Linked DNA regions of Homo sapiens: region 1 is linked to region 2. The links are chromatin loops, found by intact Hi-C in ENCODE. Cell type or tissue: dorsolateral prefrontal cortex. All regions are shown on one strand. Each heading gives the region's core, and the rest is flanking DNA. Links, peaks and the distances in the headings are about the cores only. Region 1 has its middle 37 kb from the start of PCSEAT. Region 2 overlaps LINC00111 (long intergenic non-protein coding RNA 111).

Region 1 (2,915 bases), core at 240-2,739, 74 kb before region 2:
TGGTTTGGCAGAAGACTGGGGGAACATTCTTATACTGGCTCTAAATGGAATGCAAGGATACTGCATTAACTTATGACTCAGTAAAGTAATTTATTTTGGGGAGCTAAAATAATCAGTTTGCTGCTTTCTCATGATTTTTAACTTGAAGCAACATGAAACTGGGAAAATAAAAATGGATAGCAAGACTTTTAGACAATGTCTGTTCAGTGATGTTTCAAACATATTTTTGGCAGGAACTAGAAATCAGTCCATGTAGCCCAAGAATGATGCCAATTCCATATTCTGTGTTGCTGATTATAAAGGAAGCAAAATGTTCCAGTAAGCAGATGCAAAAGCAGCCATCAGCTCTCAGATACAGGAGCAGATGAGCTGGAGACGTCCTCACGCGAGCACCGGCCGCTCTTCCCCATGCTGTGGGCAGCTTGCCTGTGGGAAAGGCCAAAGATTCCTTAAAAAGAGATTCAAATCTGCTCAAGTGCCAGGATAAGCATTTAATCAGGAGCCCAGCATCCTGCTCCCCAATGAGTGGGGAAGATTTTCTAGGCCTGGAAAGTTTTTAAGAGGTAATGTGCTATTCTTAGTCATAACAAATGAAAGACAACCCACATGTCCAGCCAGGCAGGATGGCCAATGGGCTGTTCAGTTGCCAGCTGCCTTCCCAGCCCTCCGGGACAGAGTCTCCTGTGATTCTGGCAGCATCCCCAGGACAGAGCCCTCAGGACCAAGGTAGAAAGCGCTTGGGCAGGGCAGTGGTCTCCCAGTCAGCAGGCAGACCTCCTGGGACCACGGGGTCAGATGTGGGGCCTGAATGACTCCTGAGTCACAGCCCTGTCCCCTCTGACATCTCCCACTCCAATGCCATGGTCTGGCCACGTGCCTTGGCTTCCCTTCCTACACTTCAGTGGTCTAAGAGGATAATTCCAAGAGCCCCTAATCTAGCTCTGGTCTGCCCCTCGTCTGAAGACTAGATTCCTCCACTCACTGCCTAATACACCTGGGCTCCATCCTGTGAATGAAGTAAGTTGTTCAGAGCTACAGTCAAAGCTGCGAGCGGGAATTCTCACAGCTCCTGGGATCTCTCACCAGTTCCAACAAACTTCCCACCTCTCCAAGTCAGACTAAGCCTGAGATGTGTAACCTTCAGCTTAGTCTGCCTTAAACCAGCATTTCCCAAGCTTACATTTAGAGATCCTCTTTTTAAAAAAATCCTGTGGACTCCTAAGTTTTTGTTAAAGTATTTTTATTTTACTGCTACTTGTATGTGTGGCAACACTAGAGGACTTACAAATATATTACGTTGATAGCTCTTTTAGTTTTTTGTTGTTTTGTTGTTTCTTTTCTTTTCTTTTCTTTTTAGAGACAGTCTTGCTTGTTGCCCAGGCTGGAGTGCAGTGGTGTGATCACAGCTCATTACAACCTCAATCACCTGGGCTCAAGTAAGCCTCCCATCTCAGCCTCCTGAGTAGCTGGGACCACAGGTGTGTGGCACATTACCCAGCCATGATAGGTCTTATGTAAATAAAAATCAAAGAGATTTATCAATGAAATTAGAATACAACACCAATACATTTCAAATTAACAATGTAAGCTTAATTTGATGGATTATGCTATTTTGTTAAAACTGAGTCACCAATGCTGGGTTCACATTTTTAAAATACCCATATTTGTGTTCTATATTTTACTTATAGATTTAGTCCTTTTGATTTTGAGAATAATGACCCTCTTTTGAGTGATGGTTGTTATTATTTCTCTTTTTTAACAAAGAGCTCAGTTTATCCTCTAATCTATTACTTTGATGATCCCGAGAATATGAGTCCACTCAAAAATATAATAAAAATTAACTTGTAGTAAGAAAATCTACACTGTATTTTTTTTCACTAGCCTTATTGTTAATGAGTTGCCGTGGTTTCTAGGAAGAGAGGCAGAATTTACATATGTCGCCTGTCCCTGTAGGAGAGTGGTTCCCCCTGCTGCAGTGCAGGGCAAGACTGTGGGGTCTGCTTTCCCCAAGCGTCATGTCAGGGTGACCAGGGCTTGTTTGATGTGGTAGGCTACACAGCCTTCATTGATTCATTTGGACCAGATGCCAACATGATCATGGCTACCCAGTGTGTGTTTTCCAGTGTTGATCCAGTGAAAGCAGAGTAATGAGGTTGCACGGTGTCCGACCACTGAAGAAGTTCACCCAACGGGTCCAATCATGTATGTAACACACACTCAAGCACATGCGCAGACACACACACACACACACACACACACAGTGTAAACACAGAATGAAAGCACTCAAGACAGCACCATGAGCCGGGCGCGGTGGCCCACGCCTGTAATCCCAGCATTTTGGGAGGCCAAGGCGGGTGGATCACCTGAGGTCGGGAGTTCAAGATCAGCCTGGCCAACATGGCAAAACCTCGTCTCTATTAAAAATACAAAAATTAGCCTGGCATGGTGGTGGTACACATCTGTAATCCCAACTATTCAAGAGGCTGAGGCAGGAGAATCGCTTGAACCAAGACGGTGGAGGTTGCAGTGAGACGAGATTGCACCACTGTACTCAGCATGGGGAACAGAGTGACTGTCTCAAAAAAAAAAAAAAAAAAAAAGACAACACCATGAGATTAACCTGTTTCCAAAAAAGTGTTAAAAACTTTGCCAATAAAGACCTAAAAGTATGACTCATTTGCTGATGCATATAGGACTAAGGAGCGTGCTCAGGACACGGATGGAGGGCTGAGGGCTGTGTTAGGGCCTCTACGAATGTTCATATCCCTCCTTAATTTGTATGTTGAATCCCTAACCCCCAATGTGATGGTACTTGCAGATAGGGCCTTTGGGGGTGGTTAGGTTTAGATGAGGTCAAGAGAGTAGGACCCTCATAATGGGATTAGTGCCCTTATAAGAAGAGAAAGGTCGATCGA
Region 2 (2,915 bases), core at 178-2,677:
TGGCTGCACTGATCCACGTTCCCACCAACAGTCATGGCTGCACTGATCCACGTTCCCACCAACAGTCATGGCTGCACTGATCCACGTTCCCACCAACAGTCATGGCTGCACTGATCCACGTTCCCACCAACAGTCATGGCTGCACTGATCCACATTCCCACCAATAGTGTGCATAGAGGATAGTCCACATCCTCACCGGCACTTGTTTTCTTTCATCTTTTTGATAATTAGGTGTGAAGTGATATCTCATTGTGGTTTTGACTTACATTTCCTAGATGGTTGGGGATATTAAGCATTTTTTCATATACTCATTGGCCTTTTGGATGTCTTCTTTTGAGAAATATCTATTCAGGTCCATTACTTATTTCTTAATTGGGTTGTTTTCTTGATATTGAGTTGTTTGAATTCCTTATATATTTTGGCAATTAACCCCTTATCAAGTGTGTGGCTTGCAAATATCTCCTCCCATTCCATAGGGTGTCCCTCCACTCTGTTGCCTGTTTCCTTTGCTGTGCAGAAGCTTTTGGGTTTGATGTGATCCCATGTGTCTATGATTTTACTTTTGTTGCCTGTGCTTTTGGTGTCATATCCAAAATCATCATTGCTTAGACCAATGTCATAGAGCTTTGCCCCCTATGTTTTCTTCTAGCAGTTTGAAAGTTTCAGGTCCTACATATAAGTCTTTCATTCGTTTTGAGTTGATTTTTGTATATGTATGAGATAAGGGTCCAATTTCATTCTTCCACATGTAGATATCCAGTTTTCCCAACATCATTTCAGTTTGTTTTGTTCGAAGCTATTGAGTTGGTGGTAATTTTCTACAGCAGCCCCAGGAAATGAATACTGTGGTCATATTCTGAACATCTGAGTTTTCACAGGGGCCTCGTTGAGATAAAGTTTGATCCGTGTGCAAGGGTGGGTTGACAGGGAAGCCCTGGGATCCCCTCAATCCAGGTTTGAAGCCTCCTTGCTGAACAGGGCACCTGCACCCCTCACCTGGGATGTGGTGCTAGCAGGACTTGCCTTGGTGGCTTCCTGGCATGACTAAAATTCAGATAATAGGTGGAGGGTGCCTGGCTGGGGCTAAACAGATGCATCTCCAAAAAGAGTTTTGCTCCAATCAAGGGAAAGGAGAAGGAGGCAGAGCCTATGCAAGCCCTCAGAACCTGGCATCAGGGAGTCTTCCACCGCCTTCACTCTCCAGATGGCCTTGCCCACATCCTGGAAAGCAAAGGACCCTGCCAGCTCTTCAACAGAAACATTCACACCAGGTTTTCCATCACTCCACAATCACCAGCTCTTTAGAAGGAGGCAGAGCAGCGATCATCCCCTCCTTGCACAGAGAGTGAGATACAGAGTTCTGCACCCTCAAAGCCACAAGCACAAGCGTATCTAGACTTCAGCCTTCCAGGCTGCGAAATCAGCAGGAGTTCCTCTCATCCACAGGGACCTCCAACCCCAGGTCCTTCCAGCTCCCCCAGGCAGAGCCCAGCCTCCATTCCAGTGTCTCTAGCTTTCTGAGGACTCTCTTCCAAGTCCTCCCTTATCTCTGCCCCCAGGCGAGAGGTGGCAGCTTCCTTCCTTCCTGCAGGAGTGGGAGGATGAGTGCTATTGATTCTCACTCATCAGCACCCACTTTGCTTTTGGAGGCGGCTTTGGAAATGCCTTTCCCAGGCTCAGCCCTTGCCTGCAGCCATGACCTTACCTGAAGAAGAGGATGGATGAGGGACTGTCCCTAGGATGCAGGAATGGTGAAAAATGACGCTTGTGTTTACTTAGACCTCCTCACCAAGTCGGCCTGCGTTCTCCTCTGAGTTCCACATGGGTCCTATGACGTAGGCACTAATGCCAGGCCCACTTTAGGGACAGGGAAGTAAGTACCTAGCAAAAGTCAGAGACAGGTACCACTGGGATATAAACCCAGCTCCGAATCCAGCACCACGCTTAAGAAAGCTGCTCTGTACCTTGTTGCCAAGTTGCTGCTTCTTTCAACTCCTAAATGCAGCATTTTCTTGTTCCTTCTCCAAATTGTTTCTCTGCTGAGCAGCTGCAGATGGAAAACCACCTACGATATTTACGTCTGCCAAAGCCAAACCTTCTCCAGTTTGGCAGGCATGTGAGACTCTGGCACAGGGTGGAGGGGCCTCTCGCTAAGTCCCCTTGCTCCGAAGCAGGACAGCAGTTCCTGTCAAGCACCTGACATGTATGAAACAACTGTCGGCCCCACTGTGGAAACAAATGAAGACCACCCACCTGAGACCAAGCGCAGGCTGTGTATTCTGAGCAGGCTCTAGCGAGGGGGCCGCTTCCACCAGCTGCGTTTGGCAGAGACTCAGGGCAGGCAGTGGGGAGCTTGGTGGTGGACGACAGGCTCCAGGGGTGCCCCGATGAGGCCGTCTTCAAAAGGGAGCTGGGAAGGCTCGTGGAAGTGGACATCCTAGGGGATTGGCTAGGGGCGCATATTTGACTTTCTCTGGTTGGCTCTAAATTAGAAGTAGGAACAAAAATTAGAAAAGCTGGCAGTCATCAACCAACTCCTGACCATTCTGGCCTGATTGCTGCAAAGACTGTGAGTCTCTCCATTGTCTTTGTAGGGAAGGAAACAACTACTTTACCGTCTTAGGTTCAGTAACTGAGGGCTGCAAATTACATGGACAAAAGACGGATAAACAGGAGAAACGGGTTTATTTTATGTGCCTACGGGAGCCAACAAAAGAAGTAGCCGGGGCCGGGTGCGGTGGCTCACACCTGTAATCCCAGCACTTTGAGAGGCCAAGGCAGAAGAATCACCTGAGGTCAGGAGTTCGAGGCCAGCCTAGCCAACATGGCGAAACCCAGTCTCCACTAAAAATATAAAACTTAGCCAGTCGTGGCAGTGTGCATCTGTAATCCCAGCTACTCAGGAGGCTGAGGCA

What was found. A loop is a pair of places that touch in the nucleus more often than their neighbours do. Peaks named below come from ENCODE experiments on the same cell type or tissue, not always from the same donor. Only the 100,000 strongest peaks of a DNase experiment are listed, where the experiment ranks them.
Region 1: it touches region 2 in a loop (9-fold over the local background); 4 of 110 quality-filtered maps call a loop at or near these places.

The regions. Positions count from the first base shown.
Region 1 is chr21:41,615,784-41,618,698 of GRCh38, forward strand. No RefSeq gene overlaps it. Among named protein-coding and RNA genes, the nearest start is that of PCSEAT, 37 kb to the left of the region's middle. In dorsolateral prefrontal cortex, for the core only: no CTCF peak of the experiment used is centred there; no DNase peak of the experiment used is centred there; H3K27ac peaks cover 1,093 bases.
Region 2 is chr21:41,690,188-41,693,102 of GRCh38, forward strand. The region is part of intron 2 of LINC00111 (long intergenic non-protein coding RNA 111); the gene reads left to right. Among named protein-coding and RNA genes, the nearest start is that of LINC00111, 12 kb to the left of the region's middle. In dorsolateral prefrontal cortex, for the core only: no CTCF peak of the experiment used is centred there; a DNase peak (open chromatin) is centred at 1,238; H3K27ac peaks cover 972 bases.